5 separate regions of the Homo sapiens genome follow, and regions 1, 2, 3 and 5 are each linked to region 4. Evidence: chromatin contacts called from ENCODE Hi-C or POLR2A ChIA-PET data. All regions are on one chromosome and are shown on one strand. The core of a region is the stretch at or near the end of the contact, and the rest is flanking DNA. Distances in the headings are between cores, read along the strand shown. Region 1 has its middle 64 kb from the start of LINC00578. Region 2 overlaps TBL1XR1 (TBL1X/Y related 1). Region 3 overlaps TBL1XR1 (TBL1X/Y related 1). Region 4 overlaps LOC107986053 (a long non-coding RNA gene). Region 5 has its middle 14 kb from the start of LINC00578.

Evidence for each region. Hi-C counts contacts between places; a loop is a spot of excess contacts on that map. ChIA-PET counts read pairs that join two places held with the same protein, here RNA polymerase II (POLR2A). Pooled maps may share reads with other maps.
Region 1: a pooled map shows a loop between it and region 4 (3-fold over the local background). The contact joins two enhancer-like sites. A Hi-C loop is called at or near these places in 1 of 168 maps with a recorded cell type or tissue (B cell), 2 of 37 single-sample maps with no recorded cell type and 3 of 50 pooled maps. POLR2A ChIA-PET finds 5 or more read pairs at or near these places in 3 of 52 experiments (K562, OCI-LY7 and activated B cell).
Region 2: a loop to region 4 is called in a pooled map, with 2.5 times the contacts of the local background. The contact joins two enhancer-like sites. A Hi-C loop is called at or near these places in 19 of 37 single-sample maps with no recorded cell type and 5 of 50 pooled maps. POLR2A ChIA-PET finds 5 or more read pairs at or near these places in 3 of 52 experiments (A673, OCI-LY7 and activated naive CD4-positive, alpha-beta T cell).
Region 3: a loop to region 4 is called in a map with no recorded cell type, with 2.5 times the contacts of the local background. The contact joins two enhancer-like sites. A Hi-C loop is called at or near these places in 2 of 37 single-sample maps with no recorded cell type and 2 of 50 pooled maps. POLR2A ChIA-PET finds 5 or more read pairs at or near these places in 2 of 52 experiments (activated B cell and activated T-cell).
Region 5: a pooled map shows a loop between it and region 4 (5-fold over the local background). The contact joins two enhancer-like sites. A Hi-C loop is called at or near these places in 6 of 37 single-sample maps with no recorded cell type and 4 of 50 pooled maps. POLR2A ChIA-PET finds 5 or more read pairs at or near these places in 1 of 52 experiments (OCI-LY7).

The regions. Positions count from the first base shown.
Region 1 is chr3:177,376,031-177,378,841 of GRCh38, forward strand. No RefSeq gene overlaps it. Among named protein-coding and RNA genes, the nearest start is that of LINC00578, 64 kb to the right of the region's middle. RefSeq lists an enhancer at 2,237-2,416. Within about 2 kb of position 1,286, at least 5 of the 41 ENCODE cell types and tissues checked have a DNase peak (open chromatin) inside an H3K27ac peak, as active enhancers do.
Region 2 is chr3:177,039,965-177,042,664 of GRCh38, forward strand. All of the region lies in intron 10 of TBL1XR1 (TBL1X/Y related 1), which reads right to left. The region is part of intron 2 of TBL1XR1-AS1 (TBL1XR1 antisense RNA 1); the gene reads left to right. Among named protein-coding and RNA genes, the nearest start is that of TBL1XR1-AS1, 3.9 kb to the left of the region's middle. RefSeq lists an enhancer at 1-251 and a silencer at 1,662-1,906. Within about 2 kb of position 1,252, at least 9 of the 41 ENCODE cell types and tissues checked have a DNase peak (open chromatin) inside an H3K27ac peak, as active enhancers do.
Region 3 is chr3:177,108,621-177,111,320 of GRCh38, forward strand. The region is part of intron 1 of TBL1XR1 (TBL1X/Y related 1); the gene reads right to left. Among named protein-coding and RNA genes, the nearest start is that of TBL1XR1-AS1, 73 kb to the left of the region's middle. Within about 2 kb of position 1,296, at least 3 of the 41 ENCODE cell types and tissues checked have a DNase peak (open chromatin) inside an H3K27ac peak, as active enhancers do.
Region 4 is chr3:177,246,099-177,248,798 of GRCh38, forward strand. It overlaps LOC107986053 (a long non-coding RNA gene), which reads left to right. Exons shown (of 3, transcript XR_001740576.2): 3 at 2,470-2,535. Among named protein-coding and RNA genes, the nearest start is that of LINC00501, 47 kb to the right of the region's middle. Within about 2 kb of position 1,378, at least 2 of the 41 ENCODE cell types and tissues checked have a DNase peak (open chromatin) inside an H3K27ac peak, as active enhancers do.
Region 5 is chr3:177,426,386-177,429,113 of GRCh38, forward strand. No RefSeq gene overlaps it. Among named protein-coding and RNA genes, the nearest start is that of LINC00578, 14 kb to the right of the region's middle. Within about 2 kb of position 1,331, at least 5 of the 41 ENCODE cell types and tissues checked have a DNase peak (open chromatin) inside an H3K27ac peak, as active enhancers do.

The sequences.
Region 1 (2,811 bases), core at 36-2,535, 130 kb after region 4:
AGTCTCGCTCTGTCGCCCAGGCTGGAGTGCAGTGGCGCATTCTCGGCTGACTGCAAGCTCCGCCTCCCGGGTTCATGCCATTCTTCTGCCTCAGCCTCCCGAGTAGCTGGGACTACAGGCGCCCGCCACCACGCCTGGCTAATTTTTTTTTTTTTTGGATTTTTAGTAGAGACGAGGTTTCACCAATCACAGGATGGTCTCAATCTCCTGACCTTGTGATCCACCCGCCTCAGCCTCCCAAAGTGCTGGGATTACAGGCGTGAGCCATCACACCCAGCCGTATTTTTTTTTTTTTTTTGAGATGGAGTCTTGCTCTGTCACCCAGGCTGAAGTGCACTGGCACAATCTCAGCTCACTGCAACCTCCACCTCCCAGGTTCAGGCGATTCTCCTGCCTCAGCCTCCTGAGTGGCTGGGACTACAGGCGTACGCCACCACGCCCAGCTAATTTTTGTATTTTTAGTAGAGACGGTGTTTCACCATGTTGCCCAGGCTGGTCTCAAACTCCTGACCTTTAAGTGTTCTACCCACCTCGGCCCCCCAAAGGGCTGGAATTACAGGCATGAACCACTACGCCCGGCCAAGTATTTTTCTTTTTTTTCTTTGAGCATCAGTTGCATGCACGGCACTGAAACATTCTGTGTTTTTCCCCTTTTGTTTCATGTTCATGGTTGCTTCTCCTGAACGTGCACAGATGAGAAAAGAGGAGTTAGACTATGTCTGCATATCTTTGGCCATTTTTTATCAAGGGGGCACAGATAGTCAAAGACTGAGCCAGCCTTGAAAAACAATGCATTTGTGGACTCTCCTCTATCACTATTTTTATTCCTATAAACGAAAACTTCAGTACTATGATACAGTAGCTATAACGTTCCCTACAGCTCTTCACAATATGGCAATTACTGAAATGGTTTCTTTCTCATTATGCAGCCCCAAAGCAGTGAGATCATGAGGTAGGCAGCAAGAGAAAACAATATTTAATTTGTCCTAAAGGACAGGTGCCATGGGAATAAAAATATTCTCCTTTCCCCTGAGGTTTAAATACGTGGACACAACCAAAAAATGCAGGAGTGATACTGCACACCAAACAAGCCCGAACGTAATCGCCTAATTAAATCATTTTCATCTAATGAATATAAGCAACAAAATAAACTGGCATAGCAGCGAGTCAGGGAGTGATTCCAATGGAAGCAACTGCAGAGGTGGTGTGGCCGTGCCGGGACTTGCAGAGCTTTTCTGCTTATTTTCAAGTGACGCCCGTGTTGGCACCTTAGCTCCAGGTGAGTGGGTCTGAGAAGGCGGCTCTGTCTGGCAGTCTCCCAAACAGGGTTGGACTTCCTATGCACCTTCACCTTTTGCCTGGGGAAAGCTGGGTTTTACCCGAGAATGCTGGGGAACATAGGCTGGGCTAAGTGTGTTCCCTAGGGCTATATAGGGGTTTCCCCCGCTGGCCTGGAGTTTGTCAATAATATTTACAAAGACAAATCCCAGGTTCCTTGATCTTGATAACGGTAGATGGAAAAAGTTTATGGTGTTATTCTGTGTTGCTTTAACATGAGATCAACAATGAGTTGCCTTCCGTCTCAAGATGATAAGGGATATTTTGGAAACATTTTGAGAACAATTTTTTAGCCTTTACCATCTTGTTTGACTTCTCCCTTTAAAACTATCTTCTTGGCCTGGTGCAGTGGCTCATGCTTGTAATCCCAGCACTTTGGGAGGCCGAGGCGGGTGGATCATTTGAGGTCAGGAGTTCAAAACCAGCCTGGCCAACATGGTGAAACCCCGTCTCTACTAAAAATACAAAAATTAGCCAGGTGTGGCGGTGAGTGATTGTAATCCCAGCTACTAGGGAGGTGGAGGAAGAAGAATCCCTTGAGCCTGGGAGGCGGAGGTTATAGTGAGCAGAGATTGCTCCACTGCACTCCAGCCTGGGAGACAGAGTGAGACACCGTCTCAAAAACAAAAAACATAAAACATCTTCTTTGCCTCTTGCCCCACCTATAGAAAAAAAAGGAAAAAACAAACAAAAAACTAAAATAAGTTGACCACGAGGACAACTTAGTGCATTTTACAATGGAAGAAACAGTGATTTTGGAACTATTCTGACATGTATTGACTGACAACTGGATTCTACCACTCACTGGTTCTGTGACCATGGACAAGTTCAGATTCCTCGTCTGTAAAATGGGAATGATAAAGCAGATTCAATGAGACAGTGTATGAAACGTGTAGATAGAGCTGTTCTTCAAGGAAGATCGGTTTCCTTGGCTGGGAGGTGCATACTCTATTTACGGACGGACATCCCTTACTTTCTAGATGCTTCTGTGACAGGGGATTCCCATCTTGTCACGTAGGCAGGAAAGTCCCTTCTTACTATGTGGATTCTAGGGGTGTGAGAAGATTTCTTTTCTCACCACTGTGGCAGTGAGGGTTAGGGGAGTCCCTTTTCACCCCTTTATTTATTTTTTATTTTTTGTTTTTCTTTTGAGACAGAATTTCGCTCTTGTTGCCCAGGCTATAGTGCAATGGCAAGATCTCGGCTCACTGCAACCTCTGCCTCCCGGGTTCAAGTGATTCTCGTGCCTCAGCATCCTGAGTAGCTGGGATTACAGGTGCCCGCCACCATGCCTGGCTAATTTTTGTATTTTTAGTAGAGATGGGGTTTCATCGTGTTGGTTGGCCAGGATGGTCTCGAACTCCTGACCCCAAGTGATCCACCCACCTCTGCCTCTCAAAGTGCTGGGATTACAGGTGTGAGCCATTGCGCCCGGCTTTAATACTGATGGAAAAGAGGGGAAAGAAAGGGTGG
Region 2 (2,700 bases), core at 2-2,501, 210 kb before region 4:
CTTTCAAGTCCTTTAGTGAAAGTTTGTCAACCCTAATTTAAAGAAAAAACTTAAAGGGGAAAAACAGGAGAGTTAAAGTTGAGCTGTGTGGCCAGGTGTGACTCAGCGCTTTGGTAGCAAAGGCAGGAGAACTGTTTGAGCCCAGGTGTTTGAGACCAGCCTGGGCAAGACAGTGGGACCTCATTTCTAAAAAATAAAAAATTAGCCAGGTGTAGTGGTCCATGCCTATAGTCCCAGCTACTTGGAAGGCTGAGGCAGGAGGACTGCTTGAGCTGGGGAGGCCGAGGCTGCAGTGAGCCGTGATTGCACCACTGCACTCCAGTCTGGGCAACAGAGTAAGACTACTATGTCTCAAAAAACAAAAACAAAAAGTTTAGCTATGTATACTAATTAGTAGAAATACAAAGCATTTAATAAAGGAGATTAGAGACGTCTGTGGAAAGGGAAAACAAAGCCACAAACTCCCTCATTGTGTATATCCAAGCATAATAGTAACTGGCTATGTTAAAAATGAAACATAAACAGGTGCTTAAGCAGTTAAACTTATCAGCCAAGAGATATGTCATGCGTAAGAACTTGTAACTATGGATAGGAGAAGTAAAAAGAATGGGAAAAGAAGATTTAAAGCATTTAGGACTCAGAAAGGAAATTTTAATCAGAACTATACTGAGATTTTTTTTTTTTAAAAGATAAAGTACAACAGGAAAGAGTGAAATTGATTTCACTGCCTGGCTAAAGACAAATCAGGTAAGCCCCAAATCTAAAAGTACTAAGTACTAAAGAACAAAGAAGCGAATTGTAGTAATATGACCAGACATTAAAATAATTAGTTTTGGGTATATTTCTACAATGAAAAACTAGGTATCAGGACACCACTTGGATAGAGTAAGCTCATAAAGGAAACAGACTGGAAAGAAAAGATTTAATGGGAACTTACTATGGAGGTTACATGAAATTTCAAATAACTATATTTTTAAAATATTTAATCCTCCCTCAATCAACCTTTTAACAAAGTGCCATATAAAATTATTAACATAAATTCACCTTTTATACAAAATTTCAAATTATGAGAATTCCCAACAAAGTAAACATAGTCAAAAATCACACCTCAGAGTTGTCAGGCTGAGTAAGTTGCAGGCTGTATTTTTATTCTAGTCATGAAGCAGCACTGCTTTAGCTGGTGTTTGCTCTTCCTGCCCATAAGCCTTTTTGCCTGTGCTGTGTCCAATTCCCAGCTGAGTGCTTCACTGCTAAGGGCTGCCAGGGACAAACTTCACAGAACTGCCTTGCTCTGCTGCTCTGTATCCAAGCTGGTGTTGTGTATGTTTTTGGGAAGGAGGGAGGGAGGAGAGATCTAAAGACCTAGCACCCTTGGTTCAATGTAAGAAAAACTTTGAGGTGCAAGCTCCCCTCTGCACCAGGCTGAGACTGGGCCTTTCTTCACCAGAATCACTTCCTTCCTTGGCTTCTTCCCTCCCCCCCATCCTGCTTCCCATATTTCTTCACTTATTTCTCCTAAGAGGTTTTCCACAATAAGTCACTTCACTCAAATGTTTGGCACAGGGCCTGCCTTTTGGAGAAACCCAACCTAAATCAACTAGTAAACAAAAATATGTGCCAACTTTATCCGCATGATGTGTGAACTCTGCCTCTACTTGTGTGTATCACCATTTCTGACAGCAATGTGGATGACTGTCCTGTTCATTTGGCAGTCAACTCTCATTCGTTCCTTACTGCACTCTGCCCTGCTAGGATGTGCAACCCAGGAGGGCTATTGTAAGTTATGTCCCGGGTTCCTGTGCCTAGTGGTTTCCAGATGGGTTCATACAATGTAAGACACTGTCAGGAGTTCAAAGTGAGGAGTCCAAAGTTAGGAGTAGTAAGAAGACAAGCACGACTGCCATCATTTCAGGCTGGGTGTCGAGCATTGCCAGGCAGCCTATCCTCTACAACCCAGTCCCCACTGGACAATCAGGTCCTGCCTTCTCCTCTAGAGTCTTAGACTTCCTTCAATTAGTCTCTTGGTTACCTCCTATTCCTTAGTTTTTCACTCTTCCCAACACCTCTGCAAATATTTCTTTGTATTAAATTCCCTTTATTGGAGTGTCTAGTTTACACGTCGTTTTCCTCCATGGAACCTAATTCAGTAACTACTGTGCACTTTCATTTTGACTGTGCACTTTCATTTTGACATTAAGTATTATCACTTAAAATACAATTCTAAAAATTTTAATTTTTTTGGTTAGTAATCTTTCTATTGTTAACAAGTGCAAAAAAATGGGGAAGGGAGGCCTGAAAAATCCAATTAGAAGACAGTTAAAGATACATTAAAGTGTTATTCACAAGGCCAAATATATGTCAGGATGTTCCAGAGGTGTTAATTTTATACAGGGCAGCCTGCAAAATGTTAGAGAGGAGGCTAAAATAAACAAAAAGTAGCATTAAAACAAACACGCTATTAGGTTCATAAAAGAAAAACAAAACCAAACTACATAACCAAATCAAGATTGTTGGGATGTAGGAAATGTTGCAACGTAGGTTGTGTGATTAACGCTTTTGTGATATGCCTGCCTCATAAAATACAGTGCTTATAGATTGATGTAATCAAAGAACACATACCTCCTTATTTTATATTTACTCTTAAAATGAGTCTTGATAGTACAAGTTCTTTAGAAAGAAATATCTAACATAAAAAAAAAT
Region 3 (2,700 bases), core at 46-2,545, 140 kb before region 4:
TAACTGCATGTATAGTTTAAAAGGGAGCAAAAAGGTTAAAAATAGTATAGTATTAAAAGAACAAAAAGAATCAACTCCCTAAGCAAAAAAATTGTTTGAATTATGAATTTCCATGAGTTTAAAAAATACTAATGGTATTTTTATTAATGCAAACAACAAAGAAACAGACAATAAAGACACTGGGCTAGCTGAGACTGGTCCTGGAAATGCGTCCTCTTTGCCAGAGCAAATAGAAGGAAGGAAGAAACAGAAAACACTGGCCATAAGTTGTGGCAATACTAGCTAATGTTCACCAAGCAGCGATGAGAAGAAATGTTATGCCCATCTTAAAAATTAACAGAAAATGAGCTTGCATTTTAGCTTTTTGATGGGATAAGGATATCTGGATACCAAAAATCACTTCTATAATAGAGATGAAAATGTTATTGTCAAACATGTTTTCTTTTCACATTTTCTAACAATCCTAAATCATAATCTAATTCACAGATAAATATGGGGAAAAAACAAGTAAATTGTATATTTGTAATTAATTTTTAAAAACAAGTTAATATATAAACAAAATTACATTTAAAATTGTCAATTTCATACCTTTTCCCAATTTTTTAATTGAACATAAACTGAATATGAAAGCAACCAAACATTCAATCAGAAACAAAGAACCTGCACACTAAATGAACTCTCTCCATTAGAAATGCATTAGTTACTCAAGAAAATACAAACTATCAAGCAAGTCCCCTTTAAGAGAATAGGAAGAAATGTAATTTAAAGCCTATGTTTACCTCCAAGACTAAACAGAAGGTTGTTTTGTTTTTGTATTTTGGGATGATTGTAAGATTTGTCCTGCAGTAGACAACAGAACTATGGGAAGAAAGAAGAGGTGGGGAAAGAAAGGAAGAAGGAAGAAAAAACAAATTGTAATTAACCTTTCTACTAGAGATTGTTAACATTAAAAGTTAGCCCTTTACATCGAGTTACTATTAATTCACCCACTGGGGACAAAACTTACTAAAATACATCAGTAAATAAAACACAGATCCCTGCTCTCTCACAGTTTAAATTCCAGCAGAATTTTGATTAATAAGTAATGTTACAATCATAAATGCTATGAAAAAAGAAAAAGTCCAAGCAGGGTAAAGGGATTCAGAAGTTGGGGGGAAGAGAGGTGAAAGAGGAACCCCTGGGTTGCAATATTAAAGTAGGATGGTCAGAGCCAGAGTTGGTTTGTATTTCAATTGAGAGACAGCAAGATACTCAGGAAGCTTCCTGTATGCTCGATGTTCTGTGTACAGACAATGATGTATGAAGACGTGCCTTATATCTTGGTGTTGTCCGCTTACTACTGGAAGGCATACCTAGAACACTTCCTTATTCACAAAATACGTCATTTATGTTTTAGTTACTCTAATTTTTTCTCTGCAGTATCGATTTGTGCCTGATGCCTCCTATATATTGTGAAGCTACAACTCCTAGGAGACCTATCAGGCATTATAATTGACATGTTGTATATGCAGGCCATGATAAAAGCTATGAAATGCTAAAGAGAAGATGTGCCAAATCAAAGAAATTCTTAACTGTAACCCAGAGTCTATTCAGTCAAAATATTTTCAGACACACATTCTTACAAAATTAACATCAAAGAACTTCAAAGTTTTTCCAAGACACATGATACAGAAAAACAGAAAAATGTCACTAAAATAGAATGTCTAATGACTTAAGCCCTTCTACAGTTTAGGCAACAATTTGTAAATATCCAGCAAAGCTTACAATGTATCTAGGGCTATACACCCACCATTACGAATTTAAAATACCTGACTAGGGAAAAATAACAAAACACAAACCAGAACTTCTTTGCTTAAGAACACCTGGTCTTGGTTTTGTGGTTTTTTTTTCCCTACTGTGTTCACTATTCTTCAGCAGAAGACAAAGAGGAGGCAAAGGATAAATGTCTGTGAAAATGCATAAAGCTAGAACTATGAAGACACTAAGCTGAATTTTTTCAATACCTTCTATTGTAAATGCACAGGAATAAATGACAGTATGTCTGTGACTTATGCCTACTATTGTACCTAAAACACAATTCTAGATATGAATAAGAATTAAATGAGATGAGAGGAAGGAGTGGTCAGAACTTAATGAGAACGGGGGGGATATTTTGGGAAGCAGATAAGTGTGAGAACAAAAATCTTACCTCCTCTTCATGAGAGAAAAGAAGCCGGAAATTGTCTAAGGAATACTTCTTCTAGATAGGGTCCAGAAGAGGAAAATATCTTTCAAACAAAGAGGAAAAAAATGTGTTGTGTATGATTTTCACCCCCTTGATCTCACGTCAAGCAAATCAACAGTTGAAAGGAACTGCTCTAACAACTCAGACTCAACTAGACAAATTCACAAAACCTAAGTAGGCCACACCTGGCATGTGTTTACAGAGAAAGCTACAGGACAGGACAGGCTAGCAGGGCAGTATCACGCCAGGCACACAACAGGAGGACATGCAATCCAGGAGCTATTGTCTTTGCACCTCTCCCTACTATCATCACCATCACCATATCATTATTCAGGTAGGTATGCAAAGGGCAAAGAATCCACAAACGATACAAAAGTTACCCTGGGTTAGACACACCTGAGTTCCACTGAGAAACCACTATGATTGATTTTTTTTTTTTTTTTTTAAAGACAGAGCCTTTCTCTGTTGCCCAGACT
Region 4 (2,700 bases), core at 128-2,627:
GAGTTCGAGACCAGCCTGGGCAATATGGTGAAGCCCCGTCTCTACTAAAAATACAAAAATTAGCTGGGAGTAGTGGTGCATGCCTGTAATCCCAGCTACTTGGGAGGCTGAGGCAGGAGGATGGCTTGAACCCGAGAGGCAGAGGTTGCAGTGAGCCGAGATTGTGCCACTGCCCTCCAGCCTGGGCGACAGAGCAAGACACCATGTCAAAAAAGAAAGACAGAAAGAAAGAAAGAAAGAAAGAAGGAGAGAACGAGAGAAAGAAAGGAAAAAAGGAAGAAAGAAAGAAAGAGAAATGGAGCCTTATAAACATACATTTCAGGCTCAACAATCAAATTCCAGAAATCGGCCGGGCGCGGTTGCTCACGCCTGTAATCCTAGCATTTTGGGAGGCCGAGACTGTAGATCGCCTGAGGTCAGGAGTTTGAGACCAGCCTGGCCAACATAGTGAAACTTCATCTCTACTAAAAATACAAAAAAATAGCTGGGCGTGTTGTCGGGCACCTGTAATCCCAGCTACTTGGGAGGCTGAGGCAGGAGAATTGCTTGAACCCGGGAGGCGGAGGTTGCCATGAGCTGAGATCGCGCCACTGCACTCCAGCCTGGGCAACAAGAGTGAAACACCGTCTCAAAAAAAAAAAATTCCGGAAATTCTTAATACATTTCCCAATTCATGTTATGTCATCAGACTTAAACAATGAAGAGAATTCCAGGCTCTAAGAACAAGCCTTTTATCCTTACCTTACAAATTATATTTCATTCATTCATTTATTCATTTTATTCAACCAATATTTATTAAATCCCCTCATAAGCCATAAGAGACAATTGTGAGCAAAATAGACGTTGTCCATCCTGTCATGAGCCTTGTGGCCATACTTGAATCAAATATGCTTACAAATGCACAGAAAATTACGACTGTAAAAGTTCTGTGAAAAAGTGTAATCATATAAATTTGCATGATGGGGAATGCAAATAAGTCTGAAGAGGCTTACTTCCCTAAAAATGTGACATTTGAGTAGGAGTTAAATAAGTTGAGGGAGGCATGAGAAGGGAAGACTATTTCAAGCAAAAGAAATAACCTTTGTAAAGGTTCTTCAAAAGGAAGAAGATAGTAGTTTGGAAGGAATTGAAGAAAGACAAATGTGAGAGGCAGTCAGTGAGCACAGGAGAGGGAGGCATAGGAAGATTAGGGTCCCAAGGGGGTTCTCAGGTCACAGTGAGGACTTTGGTGTTTTTCCAAGAGCGGTGGAAATCCAATGAAAGATTTTAAGTGGGAGGGGCCAGGCGCAGTGGCTCACGCCTGTAATCCCAGCACTTTGGGAGGCCCAGGCGGGCAGATCACGAGGTCAGGAGTTGGAGACCAGCTGGCCAACATAGCGAAACCCCGTCTCTACTTAAAATACATAGCGAAACCCCGTCTCTACTTAAAATACAAAAATTAGCCATGCGCGGTGGCTTACGCCTGTAATCCTAGCACTTTGTGAGGCCGAGGCGGGCAGATCACGAGGTCAGGATATCGAGACCATCCTGGCTAACACGGTGAAACCCCGTCTCTACTAAAAATACAAAAAAATTAGCCGGGCGTGGTGATGGGCGCCTATAGTCCCAGCTACTTGGGAGGCTGAGGCAGGAGAATGGCGTGAACCCGGGAGGCGGAGCTTGCAGTGAGCGGAGATCGTGCCACTGCACTCCAGCCTGGGCAACAGAGCGAGACTCTGTCTCAAAAAAAAAAAAAATTAGCTTGGTGTGGTGGCGCGTGCCTGTAGTCCCAGCTACTCGGGAGGCTGAGGCAAAAGAATCGCTTGAACCCGGGAGGCGGAGATTGTGGTGAGCCAAGATCGCGCCACTGAACTCCAGCCTGGGCAACAGAGCGAGATTCTGTCTCAAAAAAAAAAAAAAAAAGGCCAGGCACAGTGGCTCACACCTATAATCCCAGCACTTTGGGAGGCCAAGGCGAGCTGATCACCTGAGGTCGGAAGTTCAAGACCAGCCTGGCCAACATGGCAAAATCCCGTCTCCACCAAAAATACAAAAATCAGCTGGGCGTGGTGGCGGGAGCCTGTAATCTCAGCTACTCGGGAGGCTGAGGCAGGAGAATTGCTTGAACCCAGGAGGCGAAGGTTGTGGTGAGCCAAGATGGCACCATTGCACTCCAGCCTGGGCAGCAAGAGCGAAACTCCGTCCCTGCCCGCCCCACACGCCCCCCCCCCACCCCCCCCACAAAAAAGAAGAAGAATTTAAGCGACGTGATCCTTTGCATTTTAGAAAGATCTTTCTGGCATTCAGATTTCAGGGGTACATAGTGGAAACAGGTAGATGAGTTAAGAGGCCAGTGCAATGGTCCGTACATACTTACATTTATGCAACTGGCCACTGAAAGTATGTGTGAAGTTGTCCTTACCAATCCCCCTTGAAACTCAAGATACAATAAGAAATTTTCCATACTGACTTGTATTTTGCTTGTTTCAGCATGGATGGCCCATCTTTCCTTGGAAAAGACACCTTTAGGACTCCAAGTGTAAGAAGGCATTTTGCGGGTATATCTTCTTTTCCCATTATAATTTAAGATTGATAACATGGAAGCAGCAGGTCTTATAGAGGGCATCCAGATAACTGGATAATAAAAAATTGAAAGGTTATATAAATAGATCATTGACTATAATAAATATTTATAGTACCCATGAGTGAAAGGAAAAAGCA
Region 5 (2,728 bases), core at 81-2,580, 180 kb after region 4:
TGGCATGGAATTACAAGTAGCATCCATTAAATTTCATATGCCCTTTAATTTTTTTATCTCTTCATTTGCATGCATGTATTTTATAATCATTCATTCTGGTAATAAAACCCACAGGATCTTAAATTGAACTGAAGTCCCAGATGCTTTAAAAGAATTTATGTTGCATAATTGTACTGGTTGACCTGAAAACAAACAACAACCTATGATTTAAATATTCTGCCCAGGAGCGGAGTCAAACTCTTCCTTAAAATTCTGTGGTTTCTATTGACCGACTTATTGTGAGGGAAAGATTCAGAAAACTAAAGGGACTATAAAAATGACAAAGCAAAGGAAGCAGACAGTAGTGGCTTTCTGAAGATTTTATCATCTAGAACCATATGCATATTTCAAATGAAATATTTGTGAAGCAGCTACAGAGCTTATTCCCCAGTCAGGGAGGGGAGTCAGTGGATTAACACCAATGATTTGTTTATGGAGACAAAGGAAAATAACTCTACTTACTTCAACAGGAATAACCTGAGAAAGCCTAGGCAGGAGAAATGTTTAGTATTTGGAGGAACTTCCCAGGACTTGAATTTGTTGTCCATTTTTATGTAACAAAATACATCCAAACTTAGCAGCTTAAGGCCACAGATATCTTTTTCTGTGGCTCAGGGGCCTGGGAGTATTTTAGCTGGGTTGTTCTGGCTTAAGGTCTCCATGAGGTTGCAGTGAAGCTGTTTGACAGGGCTGCAGTCTCACATGAACACTCAGCTGGGGAATGATCGTTTTCTAACTCACTCACATGGTTGCTGACAGGTTTTAGTTCCTTGCTTGCTGTTGGCTGGAGACTTTAGTTCCTCACTCACCGTGTGTGCCTCTCTGAAGTGGCCTAAGCGTCTTCATGATATGACAGCTGGCTTTCCCCAGAGTGAGTGATTCAAGACAGAAACAGAAAGAAAGAATACCCAAGTCGGAAGTTGCACACTTTTACTAACCCACTGTCAGAAGTGCTGTTATATGGGGTTGGTTATCCAGACCAACCCTGGTACAGCGAGGGAGCGTATAACACGAGGGTATGAATCCTGCAGGTGGGGGTCATTGGTGGGTATCTTAGAGACTGCCTCCCCCAGGGTTGGACTGGGTAGGGACAGTGACTCAGGGCCACAACCTGGAGATGGCTTATAAATCATGCCCTTGTTTGATGAAATGTTAAAGAAAAAGAGGAGAGAGGGCTGAAGTAACAAGGTGGCTCTCAGCTGCCTTCCTTTTCATCTTCTACCCAATGCTACATCTCCACACCTTTTTCTTTGAGCTGTTCCTGGAGAACACCAGAATAATGACTGGAGAGAACCCTTGTTTAGTCATCAGGAGTCATGTGATCTGGGTTTAAATGTGGTTTGACCACGAAAAACTTGGAGGCAGAAGGATGTATTATTAAATGAGTATAGACTTTAGAGTTTAATAAGTTTCACTCAAAGTCAGGCCTCAGCCCTTACTGGATGTGTGATCTTTGGTAAAGCATAGGCAAGCCTTGTGAGGTTGAGTGTGTTTGTACATTTTACCTTTTAGGATAATATTTTACCTTTTAGGCTGGTTGAAGGTTAAATAAAATGCGATTTCCCTTGCTTGTTCCCTGTGGGATATTAAATCATCCCTTCACTTCTCTGGATTGTATCTCAATGGGAAAATGACAATGACAGGGGCTTCTACCCAGTGGGGTCACTGATGTGCTCTCTTTGGGACTCTGAAGTTCTGAGCTATGCCTTAGCAAGCAGATTATGCAATCTGTGCAGGGGGCTGGGCTGGGGATGGACACAAGATCAAACCTACACTATGGTGACGGTGGGGATGGGCAGGGGCAGGATGAAGAGACGGGCTGAGAGCTGGGCTTTTCCTTATGCCTGAAAAACATTTTTTCACAATGTTTAAAGGGAATATAAGAAAGAAATCTGATTGATGGTTGCATATTTTTGGTATTGCAGAAATAAGAGAAATTGTCTAGTAAAAACAATCTTAGATAAAAAACAGTGTTAAATCTCTTTTTCTTCAAATACACGAATGTTAGTCCATGTTTTCAATTTGAGACAATTTTTTTTTTTACGGAGTCTCACTCTGTCGCTCAGGCTGGAGTGCAGTGGTGCGATCTCGGCTCACTGCAACCTTTGCCTCCTGGGTTCAAGCGATTCTCCTGCCTCAGCCTCTTGAGTAGCTGGGACTACAGGCGCCTGCCCACCACGCCCAGCTAATTTTTGTATTTTTAGTAGAGACGGGGTTTCACTATGTTGGCCAGGCTGGTCTTGAACTCCTGACGTCAGGTGATCTGCCTGCCTCGGCCTCCCAAAGTACTGGGATTACAGGCATGGGCCACCATGCCTGGCTGAGACAATTTTTTTTTTGTCGCCCAGGCTGGAGTGCAGTGGTGTGATCTCGCTCACTGCAAACTCTGCCTCCCGGGTTCATGCCATTCTCCTGCCTCAGCCTCCTGAGTAGCTGGGACTACAGGCGCCTCCCACGACGCCTGGCTAATGTTTTGTATTTTTAGTAGAGATGAGGTTTCACCGTGTTAGCCAGGATGGTCTCGATCTCCTGACCTTGTGATCTGCCTGCCTGGGCCTCCCAAAGGACATTTTTTTTTTAAATGACAAGGAATAGAAATCCACTAGCTCAAGTTCAGAAAGGCAGTTGGTGGAGGATGGGGTTAAGTAAACTCAAAGAATCCAACTGGAACTGGGAACTAGAAATCAGA